2 separate regions of the Homo sapiens genome follow, and region 1 is linked to region 2. A link is an interaction called in ENCODE POLR2A ChIA-PET data of the cell type or tissue named here. Cell type or tissue: Panc1. All regions are shown on one strand. Region 1 overlaps TMEM248 (transmembrane protein 248). Region 2 overlaps TYW1 (tRNA-yW synthesizing protein 1 homolog).

Region 1 (8,000 bases), 82 kb after region 2:
ACCAGGCTGGAGTGCAGTGGCACACTCGGCTCACTGCAACCTTCACCTCCCAGGCTCAAGTGATTCTCCTGCCTCAGCCTCCTGAGTAGCTGGGACTACAGGCATGCACCACCACCACCCAGTCAATTTTTGGTTTTTTTTGTTTGTTTTTTTTTGAGATGGAGTCTTGCTCTGTCACCCAGGCTGGAGTGCAGTGGCGAGATCTCGGCTCATTGCAAGCTCCGCCTCCCGGGTTCAAGCCATTCTCCTGCCTCAGCCTCCAGAGTAGCTGGGACTACAGGCGCCCGCCACTACGCCTGGCTAATTTTTTTGTATTTTTAGTAGAGACGGGGTTTCACTGCATTAGCCAGGATGGTCTCGATCTCCTGACCTCGTGATCCGCCCGCCTCGGCCTCCCAAAGCGCTGGGATTACAGGTTTGAGCCACCGTGCCTGGCCCTAATTTTTGTATTTTTAGTAGAGATGGGGTTTCACCATGTTGGCCAGGATGGTCTCAATCTCTTGACCTCGTGATCCACCCTCCTCGGCCTCTGAAAGTGCTAGGATTACAGGCATGAGCCTCCGCACCTGGCCCAAATTTTTCTTAACTTTCAAGGTCAAGGGTACAGGTTCAGGTTTGTTACGTAGGTACACTTGTGTCATGGGGGTTATTTCATCACCCAGGTATTAAGCCTAGTACCCATTAGTTGTTTCTCCTGATCCTCTCCCTCCTTCCACTCTCCGCCCTCTAATAGGCCCCAGTGCGTGTTGTTTCCCTCTATGTGTCCATGTGTTCTCATCATTTAGCTCCCACTTATAATCAAGAACATGCGGTATTTGGTTTCCTGTTCCTGCGTTTAGTTTGCTAAGGGATATCTTTTTTAGAATTTTTTTTTTTAAAGGAGCCTGCATCCTGACTAAACATCAGCATGCCTTCACCATGCTGTGACCCAGGCAGCTGCAGGATCTTCCCAGCAGAATGTTCCCTTGAACATTCTCAGACACTGATAAAGGCATCTAGATTGTTGCTCGAAACACTGGAAAAAAAAAAAAAAACTGGTCCTGAGCCAAATTTCTCATACTCTCATAAAAATTCCTGTCCCTGAGCCCCTCACTGAAGACATACCTAGGTAGAACCTCCCTTTTCTCTCACTGTTGTGAGGATCACTGCAGCCCTCCTAAGTAAATTCCCCTAATAAATGTTCTGGCCTGATCACCCTGGCAGTTAGTGTTTCTTTCTTTAGAATCTCAACCAGCCCCAGCTGCTGCGGTGGCTCACGCCTGTAATCCCAGCACTTTGGGAGGCCGACGGGGGCAGATCACTTGAGGTTAGAAGTTTGAGACCAGCCTGGCCAATATGGCGAAACCCTGTCTCTACTAAAAATACAAAAAAAAAAAAAAAAAAATTAGCTGGGCATGGTGACAGGCGCCTGTAATCTCAGCTACTCGGGAGGCTGAGGCAGGAAAATCGCTTGAGCCCAGAAGGTGGAGGTTGCAGTGAGCTGAGATCGCGCCATTGCACTCCAGCCTGGGTGACAGAGCAAGACTGTCTCAAAAAAGGGCTGGGTGCAGTGGCTCACACCTGTAATCCCGGCACTTTGGGAGGCCAAGGTGGGCAGATTGCCTGAGGTGAGGAGTTCAAGACCAGCCTGACCAACATGGTGAAACGCCGTCTCTACTAAAAATACAAAAATTAGCCAGGTGTGGTGGCGTGCACCTGTAATCCCAGCTACTTGGGAGGCTGAGACAGGAGAATCGCTTGAACCAGGGAGGCGGAGGTTGCAGTGAGCCAAGACCGGGCCATTGCACTCCAGCCTAGGCAACAAGAGTGAAACTCCGTCTCAAAAAAAAAAAAAAAAAGGAGCTGCGTGTGGTGGCTCGCGTCTGGAATCCCAGCACTTTGGGAAGCCAAGGTGGGCAGATCACCTGAGGTCAGGAGTTTGAGACCAGCCTGGCCAATATGGCAAAACCCCGTCTCTACTAAAAATACAAAAATTAGCCGGGCATGGTGGTGGGGACCTGTAATCCCAGCTACTTGGGAGGCTGAGGCAGGATAATTGTTTGAACCAGGAGGTGGAGGTTGCAGTGAGCTGAGATTGTGCCATTGCACTCAAGCCTGGGCAACAGAGCGAGACTCCATCTCAAAAAAATAAAAAATAAAAATAAAAAGACAAAATTCTTGATAGCTAGCATGTTGGCATTCAGAGTCAGAACTCTCCCAGCTGTAAAAGATTTTTTCTAGATCAGTGTCTTGAAACTGCAGGCTGCCTTCCATTTGTGGGCCATGCGATCAATGTACTGGTCACGCCCTGTGTTTTAGTTAAACGAAAAGAGACTAAATGGAAACGTGTCAGTGTGTGTCCTATGCAGTGAGGGTGATTATCATGTAGTGAAACTTGTTTCTGTTACATACACATCCTTTCAGAGACTGGTTCTCATACCCCCACAACGAATGTTAAGAAGCCACAGCACAGATAGCATCACGGTGATGAAGGACTAGGGCTTAGGGAAGATTCTCTTTGCTTGGTGAACTCTCCTCTCCAAAGGGTAACCAAGGTTGACACACCAGCTGCATTCTCGGACACCTCCACTTACCATTTCCTGTAATTCCGGCACTTTGGGAGGCTTAGGTGACAGGATTGCTTGAGGCCAGGAGTTTGAGAACAGCCTGCGAAACTGCATCTCTACCAAAAAATACTTCTTTTTTTTTTAGACAGGATCTCACTCTGTCACCCAGGCTGGAGTGCAGTAGCACAATCATAGCTCACTGGAGCCTGGATCGCCCGGGTTTAGATGATCTTCACACCTCAACCGCCCAGGGAGGTGGGACTACAGGTGTGCGTCTCCATGCTTAGCTCATTTTTTTTATTTTTTCTAGTAACGGGGTTTTGCATGTTGGCCAGGCTGGTCTCAAACTACTGGGCTCAAGTGATCTGCCCACCTTGACCTCCCAAAGTGCTGGGATTACAGGTGTGAGCCACCATGCCCAGCCAAAAAATTCTTTAAAAAATTAGTTGCGCCTGTAATCCCAGCACTTTAGGAGGCGGAGGCGGGCGGATCATGAGGTCAGGAGTTTGAGACCAGCCTGACCAACATGGTGAAACCCGTCTCTACTAAAAATACAAGAATTAGCCGGGCGTGGTGGCGTGTGCCTGTAATCCCAGCTACTCAGGAGGATGAGGAAGGATGAATCACTTGAACCAGGGAGGTGGAGGTTGCAGTGAGCTGAGATTGTGCCACTGCACTCCAGCCTGGGCGACAGAACAAGACTCTGTCTCAAAAAAAAAAAAAAGTTAGTTGGGCTCAGTGTTGCACACCAGTAGTCCCAGCTGCTCAGGAGACCGAGGCAGGAGGATCGCTTGAGCCCAGGAGATTGAGATTACAGTGAGCTGTGACTGTGATCACACCAGTGCACTCCAGCCTGGGTAATACGAGACCCTGCCTCTAAAAAATAATTATAATAAAAAACTTAGCTGGACGTGATGGTGCCTGGATGTAATCTCAGCTACTCGGAAGGCTGAGGCAGGAAGACTACTTGAGGCTGGGAGGTCGAGGCTGCAGTGAGCTATGATCGTGCCACTGCACTCCAGCCTGGGCAACAGAATGAAACTCTATCTCTAAAAATAAATAAATAAACATTCACTGTGTGCCACACACTGTGTTGACGTGCTGAATCCTCACCACATTAAAATGAGTCCCACCATCCTTGTTTTACAGATGAGGGAACTGAGGCACAAGAGGCTCAGCCACAGATAGACGCAGAGACGCAGACGCGGTGGCTCATGCCTGCAATCCCAGCACTTTGGGAGGCTGAGACGGGTGGATCACCTGAGGTCAGGAGTTCAAGACCAGCCTGGCCATCATAGTGAAATTCCGTCTCTACTGAAAATATAAAAATTAGCTGGGTGTGGTGGCAGTTGCCTGTAATCCCAGCTATTCAGGAGGCTGAGGCAGGAGAACTGCTGGAACCCAGGAAGAGGTCACAGTGAGCCGAGATCGCGCCACTGCACTCCAGCCTAGGCAACAGACAGAGCAAGACTCCGTCTCAAAAACAAAACAAAAGGCTCAGCCACTTGGCAACAGTTACAGGCCTGTAGGAGTCAGGGTCTAAGCTCACACCCACCATGCTGTGCTTCAGCTCTGGGAGCTCCCTTCTTGGACTGTCTTTGGAGGAGCGTCTCCCTGTGCGTCCTCCTGCTGACCACCCCCTGGGGTCCCTCTGGCAGCAGCCTGGGGGAATCCTGTCCTCAGATGGGGAGACACGTCCCTACAGGACTCCTAGTCTCCACTTAGCAATGACCCAGGGCACCTGAGCATGGCTTCTGTGCACCAGGAGCACAGCCCGCCGCCTCCACATGGAGTGCCTGGGTCCAGAACTCCCCATGTTCATCTACAAATGGAGCCTCTTCCAAGATGTCTTTTTTTTTTCTTTTTTTTAGGCAAGGTCTTTCTCTGTTGCCCAGGCAGAGTACAATGGCGTCATCTTGGCTCACTGCAACCTCCGCCTCCCGGGTTCAAGTGATTCTCCTGCCTCAGCGTCCCGAGTAGCTGGGATTACAGATGTGCACCACCATGCCGAGCTAATTGTTGTATTTTTAGTAGAGACGGGGTTTCGCCATGTTGGTCAGGCAGGTCTCGAACTCCTGACCTCAGGTGATCCACCCACCTCGGCCTCCCAAAGTGCCGGGATTATAGGCGTGAGCCACCATGCCTGGCCCCAAGATGCCTTCTGTGAGCACCTCAACTGAAGTATCATGTCCATCCTCTCTATCCTGCTCCTCTTCACCTCCCCATGATCTGCCATCAGATGATGTATTTGTGTCTCCTTATGACTAGAAGGTAAGTGCCAAGAGGGCAAGCACTGTCTGTGAACTGTTGTATCTCCAGCTCTTAGAAGAGTGACCAGCAATAAGAGGATCCTGGGAAATGTTATTGAATGAGCAAAAAAGTTTGGAGGCACCAGGTGTGGTGGTGCACGCCTGTAATCCCAGCACTTCGGGGAGGCCAAGGTAGGAGAATCGCTTGAGCACAGGAGTTCGAGACCAGCCTGGGAAATACAGCAGACCCTGTCTCTACAAAAAAAATGTAAAAAATTATCTAGGCATGGTGGTGTGCACCTGTGGTCCCAGCTACTCAGTAGGCAGATGCGGGAGGATTGCTTGAGCCCAGGAGTTCAAGGTTACAGTGAGCCATGACTGAACCACTGCATTCCAGCCTCCTGGGTGACAGAGTGAGGCCCTGTCTCAAAAAAGAAAGGAGAGAGAGAGAAGTAAAGGAGGAAAGAAAGAAAAGAAAAAAGAATTTGGAGAAAAGAGACTGAATGTCAACAGCAAAACTCAACCCCTGCTTCTTTCCCCTTGGATGTAGCATGATTTACTGCCAAGTCTTCTAGCATTTTTTTTTTGAGACAGGGTCTCAGCCTGTCGTCCAGGAGGGAGTACAGGGGTGTGATCATAACTCAGTGCAGCCTTGACTTCCCAGGTTCAAGTGGTCCTCCCACTTCAGCCTCCCAAGTAGCTGGGACTATAGTCATGTGCCACCACCACGCCTGGCTAATTTTTGCATTTTTTGCAGAGCCGGGGTTGCCCAGGGTGGTCTCAAACTCCTTAGCTCAAGTGATCCTCCCGCCTTGGCCTCCCCAAGGGCTAGGACTCCAGGTGTGAGCACCATGGCCAGCCTCTTCTTGCAGTTTTTCAAACCACCCTAGTTCTCCCATCATCAACAACTAGCGTGATACGTGAAGTGTGCGTGGTCTTCAGAGGTGGAAACAATGTGGGCTCTCAAATGGGCAGGGATACGCTTATTTTGTTGAGACAAAGTCTTGCTCTGTTTCCCAGGCTGGAGTCCAGTGGCGTGATCTCAGCTCACTGCAACCTCCGCCTCCCAGGTTCAAGTGATTCTCTGGCCTCAGCCTCCCAAGTAGCTGCGACTACAGACACCCCCCACCACGCCCGGCTAATTTTTATATTTTCAGTAGAGACAAGGTTTCATTATGTTGGCCAGGCTGGTCTCGAACTCCAGGCAAGAATGTTTCTTTGAGACAGCAACTAAGTTCACAATGACCTTGAGTAGACTCCGGAGTGCTATAGTCTGTGCGTTCATTCCACTTTTGGGGGAATCCTTACAGATCCGTGAGTGTGAGGGAACTGGAAGCACAGGGGGCCCACCGGGAAAATGAAATGATTTTAAAGCAAAACCTCTGACCTGACTTGAGAACCTGGCACGTATCAGGTTTTACCAGGCTAAGACAGCAGAGAGACATGAGTTCTTCTCCTCCAAGGCGTATTCTGTACTGGGATGGAGGGGAATCACCACCTACACAAATACTTGAGTCCAAGGAGAGAGCAGGAAATAACACTGCGCTCCACGCAGAGTTTGCCTGTTCCAGGCAGGAGGCAGGGAGAGGTGGAGGCAGAAGGAACAAAGAGCTCATTGAGTAGCACCTTCCTCAACCATGAGACTGACCTTGCGACCCCAGCACCTGCTGGGGAGGGAAGGGAAGGGACACAGAGCCTCTGGCTGCTGGAAAGGGGAAGGATTCACATTAGTGAATACGATCTCCCTTTAGCTATGGAAACTGCAGAGGATGCACTGTCTTGGCAAAGGAGGTCTAGAGCGGGCCAGAGCTCTGCAACAGGAGACCGCAGAGCGGGCTGGGCACCTGCGGCTGGGCATACAGGCTTAGTGCATGCTGAGGGTTTATGTCACCGAGAGGGGTGTCTTGGAACTCCTATGTCTATTCAGTGCTCCCTGCTGGTATTTATTATTTACTTCCTTGGGCAGGATTAGGGTCAGGCCTGCAAGCACTTGTTGGTCTAGCAAGCTACAGGAGGTTTTGTACCCTCAGGGGGAAGATGCATGTGCTGGGTGAGGCTGCCTTCAGCAGAATAATGACCACCCCTCGTCCAAATGAGAAGTGACATTTCAAAGCAGCAGCTTGCAAAAAACCCTCAGCTGCTGATCGCACACGTTCTTCCCTTAGAAAACACCCATCCGGCTGGAGGAAGAAGACGCGGAGCAAATAAATTCAGATGTTTTATTCTGTAAAGCACATATGCACATACTTCAAACACGGAAAATTAATCTGGAAGTGAATGCCATAACAGATCAGCTACTGACCATCATGCAGCAAGAGGTGAAATGGACCCACTGGCCCTCAGGACCCCACAGTGCCTGCAGGAAGGGTGAAAACCCAGGAAGCTGAAGCCCTACACGCTGCCGAGGAAAACGCAACAGACATGGCAGGTGCCTCACGACAAGAAACACTTACAAATAGAATCAAAACTGATTCAAGTCATACAGTGAAAGGACAAAAGGAAAAAGGAAAGAGATCAATATGATCCGAAACAATCGTTTTAAGAGTAAGTTGCTGACCTTCTGCTGGCCCTCCAGTCCGAGATGCCTGAGGGTGAGCTGGTGCTCCTGCACGGGGCCGCCCTGAACAGCAAGCGCACTCCGTCTGTTGCACACTTCGAATCCTGAGGTCCACCAGCAAACTCTGGCTGAGCATTGAGCCTGGGAAGTGCCCAGATGGTGACAGGTCCCCTGGGCTTCCCGAGACTCGCTGGAGTCTCTTCAGGTCCTAGGCCTCTTCGTCCAGGCCCCCAGGCCTCCTCTCTCCCCTCAGCCTTCCTTTATAAACCTGATTGACTCTGCGTTTCTGTAAGATCTTTAAGAATTACTTGCTTAGGTGAATGTTGGATTTTAAAGTGTGTGTCCTGGCCTTGGGACAAGCCATCTGTCCAGGCATTTTTGGCACTTCCTTTCCTCACATCTAACAGTGTTGCCCCTCCCCTAGCTACAGATTCCAGCCACTCTCTGTCATTAAAACAAGGGTAACTAATATTAGCAACAAGCTGGATTGAACGAACCAGTGAAATTGGCTTTTTCACTGTTTTTCTCCTTTGATACCACTCTGCCAGCTATAAATCTATCCCTATAACTCTGCTTCATTGGGATTTTATTAATTCAATAGCAGCTTAATCTAAAATCTGATGGTCCTAATGATAATGACGTTTCTAG
Region 2 (8,000 bases):
TAGTTTAAAATAGAAGGAATCCTTTGCCTTTTGTTTTCTGAGATGAAGTCTCGCTATGTTGCCCACGCTGGTCTCAAACTCCTGGGCTCAAGCGACCCTCCCGCCTCAGCTACCCAAGTAGTTTGCTTTGTTTTTTTTAATCTAAAAGCAAAGGTGTGAGCTTGATAAAGAAGTCTTGTGGTGAAGCAAAATGAAAAAATCTCAACCTTGAAAGCATTTAAATTATCTGAAGCAATTCTATAGCAAGTCTTTATAATTCCTCTACAAATCATGTAAAAAATTGATAAGACATGGCAGTATTTGCCCTCAAAAGCCTCTGTCACCACAAAACATCACCAGCTTATTTGCTTAACCCAAAGGCCAGATAAATCCAAAACTGGACCGAGGTCCATGACACTGGCCTCTGACCACTATGCCCAAAGCTCCACAGACACCTTCTTGGGGTTTTAAACAGAGACTTCTGTCCCCTACAAAATGAACAGACTCCAAAGGACGGCCATGGAATACTGTCCCTGTCCCTTCACTAGAGAAAGTATCTATTATAAAATGTGAGTGTTGCAACCCCAGAGTCAGTCATAAGGGCAATGATTAAAAGTCTTGAGCACTCAGGACAAACAAAATTCATCACTCCTTCCCACTAAGGCAGCTCAGTCCTATCCTCCATATGCAGTAGTAATTTCGTTTCTGAAAAGAAATGTAATGGTTTATAACACTCCGCAAGGGAGTTGAATGCACCATTCAAATTCTAACTCTAATCTGCTAGGTGCAGACATTGTTTACTCTCTGCCCAGAATGTAACAATATAACAACCATGTAAGATCCATATATTTTTGTGTATTTATTCATTTATAGCTGTTACATGGCCTAAACAGAAATAAATAAGATCCCAGAATCAGCCAACCTTGATTTCTTCCTCTCCTGTACCATCCCATTTAAAGATGAGTGGCCAAGTTCTGTAACCACATAACTAGCCCAATCTGGTTCAATTATGTGTAGTAAACTAGTAAGTTGTATTTCAGTTGCCACGAACCCCCAGGTTGTAGGTCAGGTAACTCGAGCACAGATGAACCCAGTGTGCCCAATGCGTGATACCAGAGGCAATCAGAACTAAAAAGTCAACCACAAGCAGAACCAAAGGGCTCGGATCAGGGAAAAGAGAGAATTAAGAAGCAAGCCTCGGCATCACCTCAGGGCATGCGCCAATCAGATCATGTCTTGGCATCACCTCACGGCATGCTCCAATCAAATCACACCTCCTGGCTTCACTTCGTTGCAAGATCCAATCAGATCACACTTCACTAATTATACTGCCTCATATTAATCCCTCTGCCTATAAAACCTGCCCCAGCCTCTAACTCAGGGAGACAGATTTGAGTGTTTCTTCCTATCTCCTTGCCAGTCGACTCCCAATAAAGCCTTTCTTTTTTTAAAAGCCAGTGCCACAGTATTGGCTTCTATATACATCCAGCAGTGAGCCCATTGCCCAGTAAAACAGTTCTAGGGTTTCATTTCCCAACATAACTGTTCTCTCCATCTACAATGCCACCATTCTTGTCCACGGCCTTGATTTCTCCTAAGGGACAATGGCAAAAGCCAAACTAAATGGCCTCCCTGTCTCCAACCTCTACTTCCACTCCTCCCATCTCCCATACCCATCACACTTGCCTTGAAAGAAAACTCATGTCCTCGCCAAGCTGCAGTGGCCTGACATGCAACCAGGAAAGGCAATTATGAGCTAACTTCCTAAGCACTTATGAAAATGGCAATGAATACACAAAACGTTCTTTATAAACTGACAGGACTACATGAATCTTACAGAATAATAGTAATAAAGCAGTGGTGCTAATGTTTTTTGTTTGTTTTTGTTTTAAATATCATACGATACTGGTTGGGTACAGTGGCTCATGCCTGTAAACCCAGGACTTTTAGAGGCCAAGGCAGGAAGACTGGTTGAGCCAAGGAATTGGAAACCAGCCTGGGCAACATAGTGAGATCTCAGCTCTACAAAAAAAAAATTTTTTTTTAATTAGCCAGGTGTGGTGGCATGTGCCTGTCATCTGAGCTACTTGGGAGGCTGAGGTGGCAGAATCACTTGAGCACAGGAGTTCAAGGCTGTGGTGAGCTATGATCACACCACTGCACTCTAGCATGGGTTACAAAGCAAGACCCTGTCTCTAAAAATAAAAAAAATTTAAAAAAAAAATCATACGATACCACTTAATTCATTTTGATACCATCATCCCAGAAACCACAGTACCACCCAATTTTGCCTAGGATAAAAACAAGGCCAAAACCTGATTTGCTGAAGACTTTAAGGTAAAATGCTATATAGTTGGAAACTGACAAACATGAGTTTTACAACAAACAAGCTTTTTCTTACCAAAACATACATTTCTCCTGGGAAAGAGTCTTTCTGATTGTTTGATCCTTTTTTACCATCAAGTGATTCCTTTTCTTATCAATTCCTATAGAAAAGGTTGGCTTGGCCGGGTGTGGTGGCTCACGTCTGTAATCCTAGCACTTTGGGAGGTGGAGGTGGGTGGATAACCTGAGGTCAGCAGTTTGAGACCAGTCTGGCCAACATGGTGAAACCCCATCTCTACTAAAAATACAAAAATTAGCCGGGCATGGTGGCAAAGGCCTATAATTTCAGCTACTGGGGAGGCTGAGGCACGAGAATCACTTGAACCCAGGAGGCAGAGGTTGCAGTGAGCCGAGATGGTGCCACCGCACTCCAGCCTGGGCAACAGACTCTGTCTCAAAGAAAAGAAAAAGAGAAGATTGGCTACAGAACGCCCAAATTCTCTAGAGGTCATTTTTCTAGACAGTCAACCTGGCTAGGCCTGGAGCCATGCCAGCACAGGATGGGCCTTCAGTAAATGTTGGTTGAATAAATGAAGAAATGCCTCAAAACTATCAGACAGCTATTTCCAGACCCGGAAACTTAGACCATACTTCTTTTAGTAACTAATTCTAAGCCTGGTAACTTTCAATATTAAAAACTCAGGTCGGACGTGGTGGCTCACACCTGTAATCCCAGCACTTTGGGAGGCTGAGGCGGGCAGATCACTTGAGGTCAGGAGTTCTAGAACAGCCTGGCCAACATGATGAAACCCATCTCTTCTGAAAATACAAAAATTAGCCAGGCGTGGTGGCATGCGCTTGTGGTCGCAGCTATTCAGGAGGCTGAGGCAGAAGAATCACTTGCACCTAGCAGGCAGAGGTTGCAATGAGCCAAGATCACACCTGGGCAACAAAGCAAGACTTCATCTCAAAAAAAAAAAAAAAAAAACTCTTATTCATGCTTAATTATACATGAAGTAGAGTTTTAATATTAATCTAAACTAATAAAAATTATATCACTGAAAAGGAATCACAGTAAAAAATTAAATTATTAATATTTAATAACTTTTGCTGCAATTTAACCCCACATTTAGATTCCTATTTCTTTAATAAATGAATCTCCAAGATATCACTCACTAGTCATGGTTCAGTTTTAAAATGACCAATTTTCACCATTACGCAAAGCTTTTGTATATACTGAGTTCTAAAAATGCCTTTTGAACTGGTGGAAAAGCAGCGTGCCCAAGCGTGTCAAGAGCTTTACTCTGACACCGTAATTCTATTTTGGATAACCTACCTTAACAAGATAACATGGGGACTCATTGCTAAGTGCTCCTAGCTACAGAGACCATGGTGAGTCAAGATGGTTTAAGGGCAGTGTATTGGGGTTGAAAGGATATCACCTCTTGTTTCTAGGTGAAGTAAACACTCCAAAGCCTTAAAAATAATTCTGAAACTAGCTTCCTGTTATTCCACTGCAATACCAACAGAAATTTATAATCAGAACTGGACATACTGAGATCCTTCTGCAATTTAAATAGCTGGCAAATGGAAATGTTTCTCCAGTGAGTAACTGTCAAGCATTTGCCATTTATTTCCAAAATTAATGATGCTGATGTTAGTGTTTGTCTGCTTAGCCAGAACATTGCTGTGGGGATTATTTAGCAACATTTATTTACTGCAGGAAAAAAAAAAAAAAAAGTAGCAATGGGCTTTACATTTACAAACCACAACATAAGAGAAAGAGAAAATAAACAATATAAAAATTATCAGGCTCCTCCTGACTCATGGTTCTCTAAACACTACAGCTTCTCTTCTGAGAACCACTCCTCCCTGGGGAAGCAGCCAAGAGGAGTGACACAGACAGATGGAGTCCAGGCTTGAGCCTGTCAACTTACCAGCCAACTGACGATGGACAAATTGCTTAAACTAAGCCTCAGTTGCTATCTGTTAAATGGTAAATTGCAGATGATAATAGTTTGATCATCTCAAGGTCACTGTGAGGATTGAGTGAGATAATCTAGTATGTATTTTGATTTCTCCTTTTTTCCTTTATTTTTTGAGACAGGGTTGTCTCAGGCTGTTGCCTAAGCTGGAGTACAGAGGCACAATCTCTGCTCACTGAAACCTCCATCTCTCAGGTTCAAGCGATTCTCCTGCCTCAGTCTCCCGAGTAGCTGGGATTACAGGCGTGTGCCACCACATCCCACTAACTTTTGTATTTTTAGTAGAAATGAGGTTTCGCCATGTTTGCCAGGCTGATCTTGAACTCCAGACCTCAGGTGATCCACCAGCCTCAGCCTCCCAAAGCTCTGGGATTACAGGCATAAGCCACTGCACCCGGCCTCCTAATATTTTAAACCTACACTGGAACTCTCCTCTCTCCCCACACCCGCTAACCCATTCTCCAATTCAATCAAATCACATTGCCTCCCACTGCCTTCAGGAGAAAGCTCAGCCCCCTCCACTGCAGGACTTGAGAAGCCTCTAGGATCCTACCCCATCTTCCTTCTCTATGTCACAGCTCCAAATATCCCTACCCCCAGTCAACTCTAGGCACACCAAACTGTTTAGGGTTCCCCAAACATGCCACCCCTAACACCCTATTCCTCCCATATCTCCATCTGTCTCCCTAACATTCCAGTGTTTCAAACTTTAGTGCTCTAGTTCTTAGAAACCACTCTCATACTTCAAATTATCTTCAGTCCTAGAAGAAGTCTTAAATAGTACTACAGAGGGAGGGAGGTAGAATACCAAGGTGGTGTTTTGGTAGGACCAAATCTATCCTATTTGAAGACATATACTTATATAAGCTAATTATTAACTATTATAGTTAATATATTCTAATTCTAATTATATTGAAATAATTAGTTAATATTATATTCTAATTCTAATTATATATTATACTAATAATATATAATTATATCAGAATAATTAGTTAAAATTATATTCTAATTCTAATTATATAATTGTTATATAATTCTAATATAATTATATAATTCTAATATAATTATATATTAATTCTAATATAATTATATAATTCTAATATAATTATACATTAATTCTAATAGAATTAGAATATAATGTTATTATATAAAAAATATATTAACTACTATACAAGAAAATACAATGCGGCTGGATTAACTTTTTCAATCTACATAAGAACTTTATAAGGCAGATACTGTTATCTCCCACATTACAAATGAGAAAACGGAAGCACAGAGGGGTAAAATAATTTGTCCAGATACACAAGCTGAGACGTATGACTCCATGAAAGTTAGTGAGTATTACTCAAAAACCAGTCTTACAATGACAGTGCTTCGACCCAACTCTTAAGCACTGGCACGTACTACTTCCCTCGACAGTAACAACTAAGGCAATTTCATGTGGTGTGTCATGGATGATCACGCGGAAAGCATTCGGGGAATGTGTGAGCCAGCCCCAAAGAAAATGCCAGAAAAAGCCAGGCTCAGTGGCTTGCACCTGTAATCCCAGCACTTCGAGAGGCTGAGGCAGGTGGATCACCTGAGGTCAGGAGTTCAAGACCAGCCTGGCCAACATGGCGAGGCACTGTCTCTACTAAAAATACAAAAATTAGCCGGGCGTGGTGGCGGGTGCTATAATCCCACCTACTGGGGAGGCTGAGGCAGAATTGCATGAACCCGGGAGGCGGGGGCTGCCATGAGATGATATTGTGCCACTGCACTCCAGCCTGGGCAACACAGCAAGACTGTCTCAAAAAAAAGAAAAGAAAAAACAAAATGCCAGAAAAAGAAAAGAAAAAGAAAAGCCAAGCAGTAAAAACCTCCAATGCCAAGTTTAGTATCCCATATCCCATAGAAATCGAAAACAAGATCTATTTGAACACCCTGCTGTAACCTAACAATCATGAAAAATGAAAACTGGTAGCTTATTTTGTGTCATACCAAAATTGGGAAAAAACACGTATTTTTCCCAAAGACCTGATGATTTTATGAGAGATTTTTATGAGAAATCTGAAATATCATAAACCAGCTGCTTAAAGCTCATAAAGCCCAAAATCATTTCATTTCAAAAAAATAATGTACATGGATGTCTGAAATCTTCATTAGTGTTTTCTCCAGTGCCCTCTAATGGCCATAAGATGAAAAAGCAAAGAAAATTACATACCCACAAATTATCCCAAACTCTTCACCCACTATAAACAAAGTTTTTAAATTCTTTTTCTTTTTTTTTTTGAGATAGGGTCTCACTCTGTCACCCAGGCTGGAGTGCAGTGGCGTGATCTCGGCTCACTACAACCTCCGCCTCCTGGGATCAAGCAATCCTCCCACCTCAGCCTCCCAGTAGCTGGGATTATAGGCACGCACCATCACCCCCAGCTAATTTTTGTATTTTTCGTAGAGATAGGGTTTCGTCATGTTGCCCAGGCTGGTCTCAAACTCCTGAGCTCAAGCGATCCACTTGTCTAGGCTTCCCAAAGAGCTAGGATTACAGGCATGAGCCACTGCGCCCTGCTAAACAAAGCTTTTAAATAAAGCTTAACCTGGTAGAAAATACAAAAATCTCTCAATCAGCTATCACATGCATCATTTTCAGACAATTTCACCAATGAAAATTACTCAGATTTTTAATTAAGAGTCATAACATTACACATTCACGTTGACCCAGTATATCAATATGGGGAATGTGTAAATGTAGGAAAACATTCATACATTTTTCAAAAGTAAGAAAGGTCTCAGACCAGTGTTAATTATAAGAGCAGAAAACTTGAAAGCACATCAAATGACCAACTCTAAGAAAATGTATAAGCAAATTTTAAATGTTTAAGCAAGGCCAGGCCCGGTGGCTATCCTAGCACTTTGGGAGGCCAAGGCGGGCGGATCACTTGAGGTCAGGAGTTCAAAATTACCCTGGCCAACACGGTAAAAACCCCATCTCTACAAAAAATACAAAAATTAGGCAGGCATGGTGGCACATGCCTGTAATCCTAGCTACTCGGGAGGCTGGGATGGGAGAACTGCTTGAACCCAGGAGGCGGAGGCTGCAGTGAGCCAAGATTGCACCACTGCACTCCAGCCTAGGTGACACAGTGAGACTCCATCTCAAAAAAAAAAAATAGACCAGGCATGGTGGCTCATGCTTGTAATCCCAGGACTTTGGGAGGCCAAGGCAGGTGGATCACAAGGTCAATGGATCAAGACCATCCTGGCCAACACGGTGAAACCCCGTCTATACTAAAAATACAAAAATTAGCTGGGCGTGGTGGCACGTACCTGTAGTCCCAGCTACTCAGGAGGCTGAGGCAGAACAATCACTTGAAAGAGGGAGTAGAGGCTGCAGTGAGCCGAGATCGCGCCACTGCACCCCAGCCTGATGACAGAGTGAGACTCTGTCTCAAAAAAAAAAAAGTAATTAAAAAAATAATAAAATGCTCATTTCAATGTCTGTCGGGCTTTTCAAGATTATAAAGCACTTTCATATACAACAACTCTATGTTCCTCAGGAAAGGAGATTAAAGCTAGGGAAGGTTAAACTGTACCTTTAGATCACCAAGTTACAATCTGGCTGGACCAGACCTTGTACCCATATTCCATCTACTTGTCATTCTTTTTTTTTTTTTTGAGACGGAGTCTCACACTGTCACCCAGGCTGGAGTGCAGTGGCGGGATCTCGGC

Evidence for each region. Peaks named below come from ENCODE experiments on the same cell type or tissue, not always from the same donor. Only the 100,000 strongest peaks of a DNase experiment are listed, where the experiment ranks them.
Region 1: POLR2A ChIA-PET joins it to region 2 with 11 read pairs; 2 of 35 experiments call an interaction of 5 or more read pairs at or near these places.

Annotation. Positions count from the first base shown.
Region 1 is chr7:66,957,552-66,965,551 of GRCh38, reverse strand. It overlaps TMEM248 (transmembrane protein 248), which reads right to left. Exons shown (of 7, transcript NM_017994.5): 7 at 7,001-8,000. Among named protein-coding and RNA genes, the nearest start is that of SBDS, 34 kb to the left of the region's middle. RefSeq lists a silencer at 883-1,083. In Panc1, no CTCF peak of the experiment used is centred here; no DNase peak of the experiment used is centred here.
Region 2 is chr7:67,039,404-67,047,403 of GRCh38, reverse strand. All of the region lies in intron 7 of TYW1 (tRNA-yW synthesizing protein 1 homolog), which reads right to left. Among named protein-coding and RNA genes, the nearest start is that of TYW1, 47 kb to the right of the region's middle. In Panc1, CTCF peaks have their summits at 6,277 and 6,490 (motif pointing left); a DNase peak (open chromatin) is centred at 4,133.